Regions from separate parts of the Homo sapiens genome. Here region 1 is linked to region 2. Evidence: chromatin contacts called from ENCODE Hi-C or POLR2A ChIA-PET data. All regions are on one chromosome and are shown on one strand. The core of a region is the stretch at or near the end of the contact, and the rest is flanking DNA. Distances in the headings are between cores, read along the strand shown. Region 1 overlaps CEP112 (centrosomal protein 112). Region 2 overlaps AXIN2 (axin 2).

What was found. Hi-C counts contacts between places; a loop is a spot of excess contacts on that map. ChIA-PET counts read pairs that join two places held with the same protein, here RNA polymerase II (POLR2A). Pooled maps may share reads with other maps.
Region 1: a loop to region 2 is called in a map of cardiac septum, with 4 times the contacts of the local background. The contact joins two enhancer-like sites. A Hi-C loop is called at or near these places in 2 of 168 maps with a recorded cell type or tissue (cardiac septum and heart right ventricle) and 4 of 50 pooled maps. POLR2A ChIA-PET finds 5 or more read pairs at or near these places in 1 of 52 experiments (OCI-LY7).

Annotation. Positions count from the first base shown.
Region 1 is chr17:65,929,533-65,933,324 of GRCh38, reverse strand. The region is part of intron 18 of CEP112 (centrosomal protein 112); the gene reads left to right. Among named protein-coding and RNA genes, the nearest start is that of CEP112, 260 kb to the left of the region's middle. Within about 2 kb of position 1,629, at least 2 of the 41 ENCODE cell types and tissues checked have a DNase peak (open chromatin) inside an H3K27ac peak, as active enhancers do.
Region 2 is chr17:65,552,727-65,556,721 of GRCh38, reverse strand. All of the region lies in intron 2 of AXIN2 (axin 2), which reads left to right. Among named protein-coding and RNA genes, the nearest start is that of AXIN2, 6.9 kb to the left of the region's middle. RefSeq lists enhancers at 751-1,524, 1,525-2,297. Within about 2 kb of position 2,632, at least 2 of the 41 ENCODE cell types and tissues checked have a DNase peak (open chromatin) inside an H3K27ac peak, as active enhancers do.

The sequences.
Region 1 (3,792 bases), core at 380-2,879, 380 kb before region 2:
CCCTGGATATTGACATGTTTTTCTAGATTTGGGAAGCTTTCAGCCATTATTTTCTTAAATATGCTTTTTTGGGGGGCATTTCTCTCTCTCTTCTCCTTTGGATCTCCTATTATGTGAAAGTTAGGTCTCTTGATGGTGTCCCATAATTTTCATAAGCCTTCTTTATTCTTTTTACTTTTTGCTCCTGTGACTCAATAATTTTAAATGTCCTGTCTTTGAACTCACTGATTCTTTCTTCTATTTGTTTGAGTCTGATGTTCAAGCTTTTAATAAAATTTTTCAGTTTAGTTATTGTATTCTTTATCTCTAGGATTTCTATTTTTAAAAATAATTTCCGTTCCTTTGTCAAACTAATTCTTTTGTCTGCATATTGTTTTCCAAGTTTTATTTACTTTTCTATCCATATTTTCTTATAATTCTATTGATACGGTGTAGATCTGTGTCCCAAACCAAATTTCATTTCAGATTGTAATTCCCAGTTTTGGAGTCTGGGCCTGGCGGGAGGTGATTGAATCATGGGGGCGGGTTCTCCTGAATGATTTAGCATCATCCCCTTGGTGCTGTTCTCGTGGAAGTGAGGGTGTTCTCATGAGATCCGGTTGTTAAACGTGTGTGGCACCTTCGCCCTCACTCTCTCTTGCTCCTACTCTAGCCATGTGATGCACCTGTTCCCCCTTTGCCTTCTGCCATGATTGTAAGTTTCCTGAGGCCCCTCTAGAAGCTGAACAGACGGTAGCATCATGCTTCCTGTACAGCCTGTTGAACTGTGAGCCAATTAAACCTCTTTTCCTTTATAAATTCCACTCTCAGGGCTTTATAGCAATGCAAGAACAAACTAATACATCCGTGATCTTCTTAGAAGGAATATTCTGAATTGTCAGTCATTTTATAGATCCTCATATTTTTAGGGTTCATTGTTGGAGCTTTCTCTCTTAGTTTCTTTTTGTGGCGTATATTTCCTTGATTTTTTTTGTAATCTTTGTGTACTTACCTTCATGTCTGTACGTTTGATGAATTGGCTTCCTCTTTTGGCCTTTGTAGATGTCCTTTGGTGGGGATGGACACTTTCAATATTTAGTCTAGCCTAAGATTCTGGATGGACCAGCTGATAGTGACCATGAGCAAGCAGATTTTGCTATTGGGTTCTTTAGTTACGAGGGGCTGCTGCCTGTTATATGAAGTCAGGTGTGGCTCCTGGTTGTGCTTCACAGTCCAGTGAGACCATTGGCTAGGCTGCATAATCAAGCACAGCTGCTGGCTGGGCTCTGTGATAACCTCTGATTAGGCAGGGTTGCAGGCTGGGTTCCCTGGCATGGTGGTACTCATGTTTGAAATCTGTAGTTGGACAGGGCTGAAGGTCAGACTCCAATGCTGTCAAGGTCTCTGGGGTTGCTGCTCAGCCAGCCACTCAGATGGGCAAAGCTAGATGCTATGCCCACAATTATGTGTAGTTTTGGGCTTGGCTCCCTGCCTGCACCTCAGGCTGGGCTCCAACACTAGACAGGGGCAATCACTGCTAAGATTGTATTGGACTACATGCTCTGCTCTGCAGATATGCAGGGATCTGGGCTTGCCTCTGAGCCTGGGGAAGTATGCCAAGCTCTGAGGCTGGGTGGCAAATCTGGCTAGGGACTTGAGCTTGGCAGATCTGTCAACTGTGCTTCCTGCTCAGTGATGCTATTTGTTGTTCTCTCTGGTTGGGTGCCTCCACTGGCCAGAATGCAGAGGTTGCTGTGAGCTCCATTTTCCCTTCATTGTTTATAGCTGATCTCAGATGTTCTAGCCCTGCTAATACTCCCAATGTTCCTTTTAAGGCGAGGCAGAAGTGGGCCTCCTGCCAAACATCTTGGAATGCTGGGAAAGCTGGATGTTCACCTCTTTCCCACTGTAGAAACCATGGGCCCAGGGGAATCCTCTCTGTGTGGCACTATGGTGGTTTGTGGGAGAGATGATACAGTCAACGTGAAACCATTTCTATTATTTTTGTAATGTGACTTTTGTTAGTTCTGTAATCCAAGAGCATGTGTCAGCCTCACTCCTATGTTCTGGAATATTCACGAAGGTTTTCTTGTCTGTGAATTGTTGCTAGTTGGATTTCTATGAGATAGACTGGAGCTGTGGAACTTTTATTCTACCATCTTGCTGATGTCCCTCCTCCTCATCCTTAAGAATTTAATACATCTTTACTTCGCATACCATGGCAGCTATTTAATAAATATACAAAAGAAAGACTTGCCATAGTTCTTTTATTTGTGGGCTCATTATCTGCATTACTAAACAAAGCTTACATATTTGAAACATTTCCATTTTATAGAGAAATACACAATGTGCTAGAAGAATAAAGATGTTAAGTCCTAGAGCATAGAGAGAAGGAAGGCATTTATTCAGTTAGTGGGATTAAAGAACACCTTAGAGAAGAAGGAAAACCTGAGTCAACTTTGAAAAGACTGACTGGATGAAAAAAAAAAATGAAAAGACCTACTGATAGTATGATGGGCAAAAGGCCCTAGAGTCAAGAACAGCCATGGCTTGCTTGGAAAATATCAAGGGTACTGGAGTCTGGATTGCCGAGGACAGATTAAGGAGAATCTCACTTGAGGTCCAATATGAAAAGCACTGAAAGAAAGAGAGTCTTGAAACCAAAGTCTTGAGTTAGAAACAAAAAACCAAAGTGTGCTTGACTGTGCTTCCTTTAATCATTCCTTAAATTTATTCTTGACCACAATACTAATTATCTATGAATCAGTAATCTTAGAACTCTAATTGAATTTTACACTGATGACTTAATATTTTTGGGATTGCAATCCTTGGTATTTACAAAGAAATACTTGGGTGCTAAATAGCATGCTATAATCTAGAGGGCATTCAAACTTCAATGTAAGAACCAGAAACTGGAATGTGGTGTTAGACACAGTAGTGGGTGGTAATATGCATTTTGTTCTCATGCAGTGAAACTCGTTGCCTTTCACTGAACATCTTTGTTCCTAGAACCTTAAAGTCTAATCATGTCTGAATAAATGCATTGAAATGTTTTTTTCAAATATATTGTGAAAAACTGTGAAAGAAGCATTTTTCATAGTTCATTTCCTCCAATATTCGTGTCTTAACTAATCTTAGTGCTTACCAAAAGGTAACCTGAAAGAAGGCATTGTGTACAAGCTGAACAAAGTACAAGTAGTTCCATATACCAGTGAAGCAGAATAATAAGTAATATAAAGTAGCCAGTGGTAGAATGGTTGCCACGTTAGCTGGTAATTGCCTCAGACAAAAAATATTGTCTTAAGTTATACCCAAATGTGCAGGGGTTTAAAGACAAGTAAAATACTGCATTGCTTTGAATAAAAGGCACCATTTTCATGTTGTTGACATGGAGAGCTTTTTCATGACTGTAAGAACATCTCTTTCTCATTGCATCTGATCATAACATGGACAAAGTGATAGAAAAAGTTAGATCCAACATGCTTTTATTTATTTTGTGTGTGTTTTAAAGAATTTGGAACTAAACGTTGGAAATTGTAAATTCAGCAAGTCTTGAACCAAGTTGGGTACACTGTGCAATCTTTGTTTTCATTTGATTAGTATTTATTGATTCCCTGTATGTGCCAGGCACTGTGATAAATCGTTGATACTATTTCACTGACGACAGTGAACATGGGGTGACATTACACTGCAGGAGAGACATTACAAACAGCCCTAATGAAGATGTAGATTATATAGTGAATCTGAAGGTGATATATCCTGTGGAACAAAAGGGTAGCTAAGCAGGGATAGGGGGACTAGGTGGACTTAGTG
Region 2 (3,995 bases), core at 1,383-3,882:
CAGCAGGAAGAGAGGTGGGCACCAGATGGTTGATCTTGAGCCTCTCAGGGTGGCCAGGTCTGAGCCTAGCGGGCCATGATTTTAGGGGCGGCAGAGAGAGTTGACTGTTGGCGAGGAGAGGAAGGGCTTGTTCTCCAACCACCAGGGGGCGCGCTTGTGGCTTGGGAACCAGTTTTACTCAGACATCTGGTCTACACCTAAGTGGAACCAGGTTGACTTTTGCAAGGAAACACAGGTTCCAGGGAGGTGTTTCAGTGTCTTTATGCTTGTGGAGTCAAGTTGTCTGGGAGGAAGATCCTGGGTCTGGCCTCTGCAGTAGGTCAGTCGCCGGGCACCTGCTACGCCTGCCCGCCCCATTATGAGACCATTTGGGTAAGCCTCTGGCGCTGGCCTCCTTGCCCTCTAGCCTGGCAGCCAGAGCTGAGACTACTTAAGAGCCGTGGTAAAGGCTGCTTCTCCAGGGGCCTCCTGACTGGGGCTTCTGTGTCTCCCACTGCCGGGACCAGAGTGTCACCTTCGTAAATAGCACAGTGTGTGGTTTTGGACGCCCTCCCCAGGCAGGGCTCTGCTGTGAACCCTCCCCTTTGTGGGTGGGCAGTTGCGACTCAGCCTGGGCTTGCCTCATCTGGGATATTACCAGGATGCAACTCATGAAGCTTTTGAGATCCAGAAGGCAGGGACAGAAGCTCCTGTTTTCCAGGGCTGCCTTCTTGGCTGTGAACCGTGGACATCACTGATAAAGAGGTGACAGCTTGTCATTGACCTGAGAGTTTCCATACGAGATTCACGTGTGCCTTCTCCCACTGTTGGGTTGAGATGAAGCATCTTAAAGGACTCTCTGAAGCTCATATGTCTTAACTGGGCATATTTAAAGAGAATTTAAGACATAGCCAGATGATCTCACATCATTTTAACGTGCAAGATATTCGAGTGTGTGCACAGTGTATGGAAAGGTCTGCTGACTCCTTATTCAAAGGCTTGCATTCCAGCCCGGTCCACCACTTACTGCTTGGGTGTTGAAGCCTTTCTGAATGGCATGTGCCCATCTGTAAAATGGGTGGGCACCATTCCTTCTGTCTGTGTCATAGGATTGTTATTAGGACCAAAATAATAAACATGAAAGCCTTTTGTAGAGAGAAACGTTTTGAACCGCCGCAAAGTGTTATAATTAGTATAATTAGTAATGATGATGTAAATAGGACAACCAGGTTGGGATGTCACTTTTAAAGGGTGACTCTTGGCTTAGCCCATTTTCCATTGTAAGGTTTTAGAGTGGCCCCCTGACCCCCATGCCTCAACTTTCTTATTGAACTGAAGTCTGTTTTTCCAGCTAGTTCTTGGAATGTAGAGATCCCATCTAAGGTTTAAGTTCCCCCCTTCCCTCTCCCGCACACTCACTCATTCTGCAGAGTACCTGGCATCTGGGATGGGCTTAATAAGTTAGTAAAATGAATGGAACAGAAACGTCAGTGCTGCTGAGGATGGTCTTTCTTCATCAGCTGCTGAGGAGCGGTCTTGGCAGCCGGATGCCTGGGGCACTGGCCAGGCTTGCAAGCCCTGTGTTTACCTCGGGCACTCAAAGGAGCCTCGTTTTTAACGACTTGTTTGTGTCCTTACTGATTTGGTGTCAGGTTTAATATAAATAGTTGGGGCGGAAGAGCAGGAATTATCCTCAGAGGGCAGGACTCTGGTCTGAGTGGTTGAGGGGGATGCCTGGGCTTTTGACAATGGCTATAAATAACCTAGAGCAAAAGCAACTTGTTGGTAGGAGCACGTGTAAAATCCCCGGCACACAGACACACACACGCACAGTGTCGAGGTGTGTGCGAAGGGGGGTTGTGGGATTGGGCACTGGGCCCAGCATTTATTTTGGGGAGGAGAATAAGGTGCTGGGTGCACAGAGCCCTCCCTGTGTCCTCGCCTTTCTGCACGGGCCCTTGTGTGTCCTGCCCAAGGTGGGGCTCATCTGCCTCCCATTGGGCCCTCTGCTCTGGCCTCCCTTAAAAGAAGTCGGGCCCAGCAGATGGCCCTCTGCTGGCTCCGAGTGCTGCTTCCAGTTCTCTGAAAGAACTCGCTGATGAGGCCCGTTTTTGTGCGGAGCCATTGGAATCAAGCTTGGCTTCAATTATCAAAGAAAATGATGCCATAGGAAAGATATGCTGGAAGCAGTAGTCCACAATTAGAGGATGGAAGCTCTGGTGAGGGCAGTTTGCTAAGATCCACTTGTAAAAGTTTGCCTGTTTTCAAAAGGTCCCGTTGCCCAGTGCTGTTGGAGTCCTGGCCCCTTGCCGAGTGTCCCTTGATCTTGCCTTAGAAAATGCTTGTTGAAGAGGGTATTGCCTTTTGGGCAGTGACCTTGTGAGTAAATTTTCAGAGGGCTCTTGGAAAGCCCTGAACGCACAGACTTAGAAGCATATACTTTTGAAGTTGCATTGTTTTGAGAAGGGAACGTGAGGAGGAGGAGGAGGAAGAGGAAGAGGAGGAGAAGGAGGAGGACCCCTATGGTCAGTTCTGTCAGGTCAGTTCTGTGCTCCCTGCCTGGAGGCTCCCCTCTGGTTTATGGGGAGGGGCAGGGCCACAGCATCTCATTAAGAGGAGATAAGAACAGGATAGGGGAAAACAGAAAGCAGCCGGCACCTCCTTTCCCTGAAGGTTCCGGGGGTCTCTGCCACCTGCAGGCTGAAAACCCTTTGCTTACTGAGGTTGCAAACCAGGTCTGTGGATGTGAGGCTGATGCAGAAGCTGCAGCATAGGCCTCTACTCTGTGTAGGAATTTAAAATCCTTGCAGCAACTGGAAGCACAACAGTCCTGAGGAAATAAAGCATCTGGGTACAATTACTGTAGCGTGGTTTGAGTTTCCTCCCCCCCCCCCCGCCTTTTTTTTTAAGTAATCACAAGAAAACAGCCCCACTCCGTTTTCTTAAAATTATGTGGCACTTTTGACAAAGGTCTGGGTTCTGAAATACCGAGTCTCTGCCTCTCCCCACAACCCTGCCTCCTTTCTCTGCCCTGTCTTGTTATGATTGTGGGAAAATCCAAGTACTTTATTGCAGTCAACTGAGTTAAGAGCAGTATATTCCATTTTTAATTACTGGTCACACAGTAGTCCTCTATGTTGGAAGTGAAGGGAGACAAGTTTATTTTGGGATCCATGTGTTAAACAACGAGTGCAAAGCCGTGTGAGCACACATAGGGTTTGAGTTAGGTGTCTTTTTTGCTGGGAGGAAGGAATTTTCTATTGAGTCATTTTCTCCCCACAGAGGTTGAAGTATAGCTCTTACAGTGGAGACATGGTTGATGTGTTAATACCACCAAGATAGCAGGACTGAAGGCATGGAAGAAAGAGTGTTTGAATGCTATTTAAGGCTGTTTTGGCTTTTTTGGTGTTGCACCATGCCTGTTAAACTAAAAAACTTTTCCAGTGACCCATCTAATGGTCTTAGGTCCTTTAAGGAGAGTCAGCAAGGTTTTCAGTCACTGCCACGTGCCACTCACTACTTTCAGCGTCGGAGATTCGTGTGAGGACAGGGCTGTCCCTCATGGAGCTTACAGTCTGGTTTCACAGGACAGGTGTTCAACATGGAAACACCAGTGTCCAGTCATTATAGATCATGATAAAGATGATGAAGGAAATTAGGGCAGTTGAGAAAATGGGAGCTCTCTGGTTTTTTGTTTTTGTTTTTGTTTTTTTTGAGATGGAGTTTCATTCTTGTTGCCTAGGCTGGAGTGCAATGGTGTGATCTCTGCTCACCACAACCTTTGCCTCCCGGGTTCAAGCGATTCTCCTGCCTCAGCCTCCCGAGTAGCTGGGATTACAAGCACGCGCCACCACGCCCGGCTAGTTTTGTATTTTTAGTAGAGACGGGGTTTCTCCATGTTGGTCAGGCTGGTCTTGAACTCCCGACCTCAGGTGATCCACCCATCTCGGCCTCCCAAAGTGCTGGGATTATAGGCGTGGGTCACCGTGCCTGGCTGGGGCTCTCTGTTTTTGTTG